Regions from separate parts of the Homo sapiens genome. Here region 2 is linked to region 1. A link is an interaction called in ENCODE POLR2A ChIA-PET data of the cell type or tissue named here. Cell type or tissue: B cell. All regions are shown on one strand. Each heading gives the region's core, and the rest is flanking DNA. Links, peaks and the distances in the headings are about the cores only.

Region 1 (4,403 bases), core at 81-4,080:
CAAAAAACAAAACACCACAATTACCAGCAAGCTGAGGGAACTGCAAACAAACTCAAACACAATGGATTTTGAAATCTACAGATAGTTTGAGTTTGAAATGTGGTGGGCATGGTGATCTACAAAGTAATACTGATTAGCTGAGGTTCCTCAGTTTATACAGTTTACATTTTTGTCAGACACAGTATTCATCTGACCAATGATCTTCCAGTACATAAAATGGCAAGAGTGCATCCTTTAAAGCTTGCACATGAGAGACTTGGAAACAATCTTATTAGAATTGTGAAAATTCTAAGTAGTCAAAAAAAAAAAAAAACAAAATAAAAAAGAAAGTCAAGTACAACACATTTAGAGATACCAAACTTCACATTTCTGTACTATTTTTAACTCTTCAAATATCGCCAATCTTCCAAAACAAAGGAATGTAAAATTTCACTAAGAAACATATTCACATAAAAAACAAACTGCCTTTTAAAAATTGTAAGCAATATATCCCTGTAAACTTATCTTGTAACTTATTTTATTTCCAATTTGTGTTGTACATTTTAAATGTACTCTATATATAGCTTATTTAGTTTATCCTGAGTCTTTGAGAATAACCAATTCTATTTCACACTGGCTTCTGAAGAGTTAAAACTAAAATCTCAAAGTTGTACTTAATAGTTAATCAGTACTTGATTTAAAAGACTCACACACACACAAAAAGATTAAAAAGCTACCATTTTCCTTCAGGATTCCATGCATCTGAATTTAACTCCAGACTAAAACCGTTAGGTAACTGTGCAAAATCCAAGGAATTAGTGTATAAATGAAATTCAATTCCATTTTTCTTTCTGAACACATTTTCCAAGTTCAAAGCAAATGTACTGTTTAAAAACATTACTGATTGGTAGTTGAATAATCTTTTTAAAAAATGATCTGCCAGGCCTACTGTAAAGAGATGATGCATGGTAAAAGGAAAATGGCAGCTCTATGTTACTACCAGTAGTGAAGGTGAATGATGGATTGTTACATACAGAGTAAGACTTAAATGTTGTGAAGTTTCCTACAGTTTGACAACCAAAACATCTAAAAAATTCAAATAAATTTTAAGGTAATCTTGATCTTGGTTGTGAGTTGCACCAGAGAGGACAGTTTATTTTTAGTTAACTTGTACTTAACCTGCACAATAAGAGTGGTGACTGACTCAAATGTAGGTAGTACTTTATTGTATTCCAATTTAAAAAAACAAAATTAAGTCTATATTTTAAAAACTCTGACAATAGCAAGATATTTAATGAACTCTACTTCATATCTAGTTCATTTTTTTTTTCTGGTTTGAAAAAAAGATCAGCTTTCCCTGAATAAACAAAAATGAATGTAAATAAACATGAAAATACAAAACCATAATTTCCAAAAACGAAATGAATGGGCCAACAGTAAAATGCACAATGAGCCACAACTGCCCTGGTATTTAAGAAAATAAAGGTCAACTGTGGGTCATAAAGAAGTATCAACTTTTAAAAATATATGTATGTATTGCTACTCATAGCATACTCTGACCTAAAAGAGGCAGATACTGATTTTATAGCCAGTGACAAAAAATTTGAACGGAATTGCAGAACCCCCTGCTTGTGATCACTATATGAAATGGAAGAATAATTGAAATATTAAAATAGATCCTGAGCCCCTCAGCCGCTAATATTGCTGAAAAAGTGCTCCAAAAAAATAAAATTATGCTTCTGCAATTTAGTCATGCAAACTTCATTGTTTTCCTGTTCACCTAGGGCCAGTTCTTTGAAAGGCACAGTTTACAGTTTCTGCACTAGTTTGGGCTTTTGCATACTGAGCTTAGGTACAGATCATGATTTGTCAATCACATACTTAGGTAAGGGTTCCCCACTGGCCTCGTTCATAGCTGTTCAGTGGCATCATGGCCAGTAGAATATCAATGTGGTTCCCCACAAGTTTTTTTTCTCTTGTTGAGCATCCTGTTTCTACTGTAGTTGATCTGCATAATTGGCTACCATGTAGTACGAAAGACTGGATGCTTCAGTAGCTCTCTTGATGGAGGTCTGTCCTGAGGTTGAAGTTCTAAACAACGAAGAGCCACATCTCGTAAACCAGGAGACAAATGTGAAGGGATCGATGGAGCAGTAGTTGCACTAGCAATCTGTGGAGAAAAAGCCAGTGTTGAAGCTTTGCACAACTGTAACTTCTGATACAGAAACACATGTGCATAGACCTCATAACCCTTACATTTACATCCTGAACAGAGAGGAACTGAAGCAGAAGTGGGAGGATTTTCTGCTATCAAAAAGTCTATGAAAAAATTCATCCACTGGATGGGAGGTTTTCTCTAACAATCTTTCAAATTTTAGGATTTTAGGATTTGATCAAATATATCCTATTCCTTATTATTTACATCAACAAGGCTAAGTACATCAAAATGTTCAGGTAGATAAAGTATTCACTCAAATGAATTCTGCTGTCCTCATATTCAATCTCCGAGATGGTTTGTTCTTACTGCACGTTTTCTATTTCTTCAGCATACAGAGCTATTTAGATTAAGAAAGACTAAAACTGAAGAGTCAATTTAATACATAGAAAACACAACTGCATTGTTTTTTTCCTTCCGTGTTGGACAAATTCTGATTCTTAGTATCAAATACACTATGAAGAATAACTTTTTTATAAACAAATTGTAAGTCTGAATACTTTTTTTTTAAAAAAAAAGAAATTTTATTTGGTCTTATTTGTAGTTTTTCTAAAAAAATTCAAAATCTGATAATTATTTTTAAATTGTGATACACTCTTTACATTCTAAAATTTGTGCTGCAATAACCATATTTTAATTTCAAGTCATATATAAAAAAAAGTATTAGTTTTCTAACAATTTTTGAGCACCCATTATGAATCAGAGCTGACTCCAGGCAGAGATAGTGTCTTTCTTGCATATCTCCCTATTTGTGGTATCAATTTTCTTCTTCTTGAAATGCATTCCTAAAAATAATTTTTTTCAGTGAGTGTCTGCTGAAGGTAAACTTCCACAATTCTCATGTGTCTGAAAATATCTCTATTTCATTCTTATTTTTTGATGATCATTTAGCTAGCTATGAAATCCTAGGTTAACTGTTATTTTATTTCAATCACTAGAAGGTACAATTTGTCTTTTGAATTCTCTTGTTGCTGCTGTATTCTGTTATCCATATAATTGTTATCAATTTTTTTTCTTGTAATTTGTCTTTTCTCTTTGGTTCCTTCTTGTCTTTAGCATTCTTCAGTTTCATTAAGCTGATAAGCAACTTCAGCAAAGTCTCAGGATACAAAATCAATGTGCAAAAATCACAAGCATTCTTATACACCAATAACAGACAAACAGCCAAATCATGAGTGAACTCCCATTCACAATTGCTTCAAAGAGAATAAAATACCTAGGAATCCAACTTACAAGGGATGTGAAGGACCTCTTCAAGAACTACAAACCAGTGCTCAATGAAATAAAAGAGGACACAAACAAATGGAAGAACATTCCATGCTCATGGATAGGAAGAATCGATATCGTGAAAATGGCCATACTGCCCAAGGTAATTCATAGATTCAATGCCGTCCCCATCAAGCTACCAATGACTTTCTTCACAGAATTGGAAAAAACTACTTAAGTTCATATGGAACCAAAAAAGAGCCCACATTGCCAAGTCAATCCTAAGCCAAAAGAACAAAGCTGGAGGCATCATGCTACCTGACTTCAAACTATACTACAAGGCTACAGTAACCAAAACAGCATGGTACTGGTGCCAAAACAGAGATATAGACCAATGGAACAGAATAGGGCCCTCAGAAATAATCCCACACATCTACAACCATCTGATCTTTGACAAACCTGACAAAAACAAGAAATGGGGAAATGATTCCCTATTTAAGAAATGGTTCTGGGAAAACTGGCTAGCCATATGTAGAAAGCTGAAACTGGATCCCTTCCTTACACCTTATAAAAAAATTCAAGATGGATTAAAGACTTAAATGTTAGACCTAAAACCATAAAAACCCTAGAAGAAAACCTAGGCAATACCATTCAGGACATAGGCATGGGCAAGGACTTCATGTCTAAAACACCAAAAGCAATGGCAACAAAAGCCAAAATTGACAAATGGGATCTAATTAAACTAAAGCGCTTCTGCAGAGCAAAAGAAACTACCATCAGAGTGAACAGGCAACCTACAGAATGGGAGAAAATTTTTGCAATCTACTCATCTGACAAAGGGCTAATATCAAGTCTGAATACTTTAAACTCACCTATCCACTCCTAATCACAAGAAAACTCTCTTTTCCCTACCCCAGTAATTTCATAAATGCTTTGGGTTAAAAAATGCAAAGTAATATAAAGAAAAATCCTCTAAGGTCTGTGATCCTGTATCATGATATAC
Region 2 (4,403 bases), core at 212-4,211, 360 kb before region 1:
TTAAAAAACCTATCACTGGCCAGGCGCAGTGGCTCACGCCTGTAATCCCAGCACTTTGGGAGGCCAAGGCGGTGGATCACCTGAGGTCAGGAGTTCGAGACCAGCCTGGCCAACATGGTGAAACCTCGTCTCTATTAAAAATACAAAAAATTAGCCAGGTGTTGTGGCGGGTGCCTGTAATCCCAGCTATTCCGGGAGGCCGAGGCAGGAGAATCACTTGAACCCGGGAGGTGGAGGTTGCAGTGAGCAGAGGTCACACCACGGTACTCCAGCCTGTGTGACAAGAGTGAAACTCCATCTCAAAAAAAAAACAAAAACAAAAACTATCACTGCCCCATATTATTGAATTCAACTAATATGAGTATTTATATGTATATAACTTAAGAAGTCACAAAGTTTACAGAAAATATGAAGCAATGGAAAAGAAGTAACATTCCATTTTGACAGGGAAAAAAACCCCTAAAATCTAAAAGCCATTAACTCTCTTAGCTTAAGAGTGGGGAAAAAGGTATTGATATACGTCTTTGAAACATTTACAAACACATATTCTACTTAAACAGTCAAGGAAACTCAAACTAAGAAATTTAAATAAAAACAGTTTCATATCAACTAGCCCCTTTACTTGTCTTAGGATCTTTTTCAGCAAGTGCAACATTTCTATAAAACTATCCCTCTATTCCAACTAGCGGCTACCAAATCTGAAATCTTGAATCCACAATTTTATTCTATTCTTGGCAAATAACAAAATGTTCTTATTGTTTGCCCCCTTCATCTTCATGTCCACACTAGATAATGGTATTCGTATGCATAACTCTCTCTTTTTATAGTTTAAACTATATGGTTTAAGGGAAAAAAACTTGGTTAAAACTTTTAAAGTAACCTAAATATAAAAGAAAAGTATCCACTGTTTTAAAAAGACGAAAACAATGTAATCTATAAAGTCTCAAAAAAAATTAAAACATATATACTAAAATAATCATTCAAGTAGGTCATCACTGATACTATCTCTTCATGCAGTATGGGGTGTTTTTTTTTCCCCCTCCCTCTAGAGCTTACTCCAATTTAGGATGTTTTTGTCTTTTATTTTTTATTTTTTGAGAATGGAGTCTTGCTCTGCCGTCCAGGCTAGAGTTCAGTGGTGCGATCTCAGCTCACTGCCACCTCACCTCCTAGGTTCCAGAGATTCTTGTGCTTCAGCCTCCTCAGTAGTTGAGAATACAGGAACACGCCACCACGCCTAGCTAATTTTTGTATTTTTAGTAGAGATGGGGTTTCACCATGTTGGCCAGGCTGGTCTCAAACTCCTGGCCTAAGTGACCCACCTGCCTCAGCCTCCCAAAGTGCTGGGATTATAGGCGTGAGTCATTGTCCCCAGCCGGATGTTTTCATCTTGATTTGCCTTAGTTTCTAAATCTCATCCTCTCCATTTTCTCCTGTTAGTAGTCACAGAGAACCAAATTCTGTCAAGTTATGAAACTAAAGTCTCTCTTCCACAAGTCTTCCTAAATGAAAGAAGAACCATCAAAATGCTTCCTGCACTAAACATCTGCTCTGCAGATTAAAAAAATATAATTAAACATTAGATATGTCTATTAGGGGTTATAAGAAACATTTTCTAAAGGTATGGGCCAACTGTTTTTTTGCTACTAAGTACTGAAGGGAAATCAGAAGACAAGATATTAGGTGACAACTTTCTCACTATGGCCTTAATGAATAGATTCTAGGAGTTAAAAAAATCTTTTATCTGTATTCTTTTACTGCCTATGCTCTATCTCCTTAAGAGGTAACATTCATCTTTTACTATCATTAGAATATCTGATATGTTTGTGTTTTATTCTCCTTTCTACACACAGGCCTTTTCCCTTTCTACCAATTGTGTGACTAGAAATATTTCAATGATCATTGGTGAGAGTGCAAATTATCAGAATGTTTTTGGGTAACATGGCAGTAGCTGATTATTTTAAATATGTATGCCATCTGACCAATCAAATTCACTCCTAGTAATCTGTTACCTACACATTTACACAAATATTCAAGAATATAAATACAAGGATGCTGATAACAGCATTATTTGGAATAAGAGGGGGAAGAGGAAAGGAAAGAGAGGAAGAGGGGAGGAGAGGAAAGGGGAGAGAAAGGGAAAGAGAAGGGGAGAGAAGAGAGAGAGGACGTGAACACACATAAATCTTGATCACAGGAAAACAGTTTCACAATTTATATCCATACTATAGAATAGTGGCTTCAAATGGCAGAGGGGGAAAAACAAGGTGATTCATTAGAATGATCAAAAAAATTCTGAAATATCTGTTTATGTTAATCTTTTTAAAAAAGAATTCATGTTTGCTAAATTTTTTCTGTATTTGACATTTCAGCCATCACTCAAGCCTGTTAGTCACAAGTCATAAACTGTATTATGTGGTAGCATGAAGTTCCACAATTTGGGAGGCAATAAAAATAGTGTGGTTATTTATTCATCTGTTCACATTAAATGTACAATAAATTATACTTTGTCTAAACAAGTGAATTTATAGATATCTGATTAAGTTAGTTATAAATTAATCTAGCTAAATTAATTCTCAAATGCAATTATCATCAGCCCAATAAATTATTTTAGGAGAAAGGTCCAAATACAAAACTTACTCTTTTTTTTTTTTTTTTTGAGACAGTCTCACTCTGTCATCCAGGCTGGAGTGCAATGGCACGATCTCGGCTCACTGCAACCTCTGCCTCCCAGATTCAAGTGATTCTCATGCCTCAGCCATCTGAATAGCTCGGATTACACGCATGCACCACCATGCCCAGCTAATTTTTGTATTTTCAGTAGAGACAGGGTTTCACCATGTTGGCCAGGCTGGTCTTGAATTCCTGACCTCAAGTGACCCACCCACCTTAGCCTTCCAAAGTGCTGGGATTACAGGTGTGAGCCACAACGCCCAGCCTACAAAATTAAATGCCTACACATTCACATACAATAGTTACAGCCACATTTAAGAAGCAAAACAGGACATGATTTGGAGAAGGGAAACAAAAGTAACCACGAAGATAAAGTAATAATATATGATTAAAGACAGAAAGATAAAGATTTATTCTGAAGGAGCAATCTAAGGGAAAAAAAGCGAGGGGCGTGGGGAAGGGCTGGGCATGGTGGCTGTAATCCCAGCACTCTGGGAGGCCAAGGCAGGAGGATCGCTTGAGCCCAAGAGTTTGAGACCAGCCTGGGCAACATGGCGAAACCCCATCTCTACAAAAAATACAGAAGTTAGCCAGGCATGGTGGTACACACCTGTAATCCCAGCTGTTCCAATGGCTGAGGCAGGAGCATCATTTGAGTGGTATCAGTGAACCATCACTGTGCCACTGCACTCCAGGCTGGACAATGGAATAAGACCCTGCCTCAAAAAAAGAAAGAAAAGAACGAAAGAAGATCTAGCCAGGTGTCGTGGCTCACGCCTCTACTCCCAGCCCTCTGGGAGGCTGAGGCAGGAGTATCACTTGAGTCCAGGAGTTTTTGAGATCAGCCTGGGAAACACAGTGACACAGTGAGAGCTCATCTCTATGTTTTTTTTGTTTTTTGTTTTTAAGGGGGCAGCCATAACCCTTGGCAGGAGAAATATAAACTATTAAAACATTTGAAAAAATTAGAAATAAAAAGTAAAATTAAAATATTCCTCAAAAAAACTACAGATTTACATAACAGGTAGAAAAATACTGCAATATTTACTTCCCTCATTCATTTAACAAATTTAAGCAAAGTAATGTGCCAAGCACCATTCTAGGTGCTAGATATAGTGAACAAGATGGACAAAATGTTTGGCCTCATGTAGCTTATGTTCTTAATTAAAATAGAAGTTGAAATTATAAATAAATTCCACAAAAGTTATCCAAGAGGAGATATAACCCAGTTTTCCACTGTCTTAGAATTAAATGAGGTTCTAGAACTGGCAAAAAGTCAAGTCAATCAACTGGGCTGTTAATAAATGTAACTTAGCCCTAAGCTTGCTCTTAGAAGATGTAAGACTTTTTAAGTTAAAAAAAAATCAGTTTATACAAAGCAATTACAGAATAATAATATGATAATCTAAGGGTATAAACTATTAACTTTCTTTGCTTTCGTAGTTTTCAACATCTTTTAGTTATGCCGAACCATGTGGTTATTTAAGGAATACAGTAAGGGTATGTCATTTCTGCAAAAATACCTGCTTTTAACTACAAAAAAACAAAAATAAATTCTAGATATGAATACTCTTCAATTCTAAGACTAAACCACTTAAGAGATCACTATTTTTTAAAACGCTTTAGACTATACTGATGGAAGCAAAAAGTGCTGTTAAAAGTTTACAGCAGGCTGGGAGTGGTGGCTCACACCTGTAATCCTAGCACTTTGGGAGGCTGAGGCAGGTGGA

The links. Peaks named below come from ENCODE experiments on the same cell type or tissue, not always from the same donor. Only the 100,000 strongest peaks of a DNase experiment are listed, where the experiment ranks them.
Region 2: POLR2A ChIA-PET joins it to region 1 with 5 read pairs; 3 of 35 experiments call an interaction of 5 or more read pairs at or near these places.

Annotation. Positions count from the first base shown.
Region 1 is chr5:56,891,277-56,895,679 of GRCh38, reverse strand. MAP3K1 (mitogen-activated protein kinase kinase kinase 1) reads right to left here. Exons shown (of 20, transcript NM_005921.2): 20 at 1-2,149. The coding sequence ends at 2,000. Among named protein-coding and RNA genes, the nearest start is that of SETD9, 16 kb to the left of the region's middle. In B cell, for the core only: no CTCF peak of the experiment used is centred there; a DNase peak (open chromatin) is centred at 2,013; H3K27ac peaks cover 1,867 bases.
Region 2 is chr5:57,252,949-57,257,351 of GRCh38, reverse strand. All of the region lies in intron 10 of GPBP1 (GC-rich promoter binding protein 1), which reads right to left. Among named protein-coding and RNA genes, the nearest start is that of GPBP1, 81 kb to the right of the region's middle. In B cell, for the core only: no CTCF peak of the experiment used is centred there; no DNase peak of the experiment used is centred there.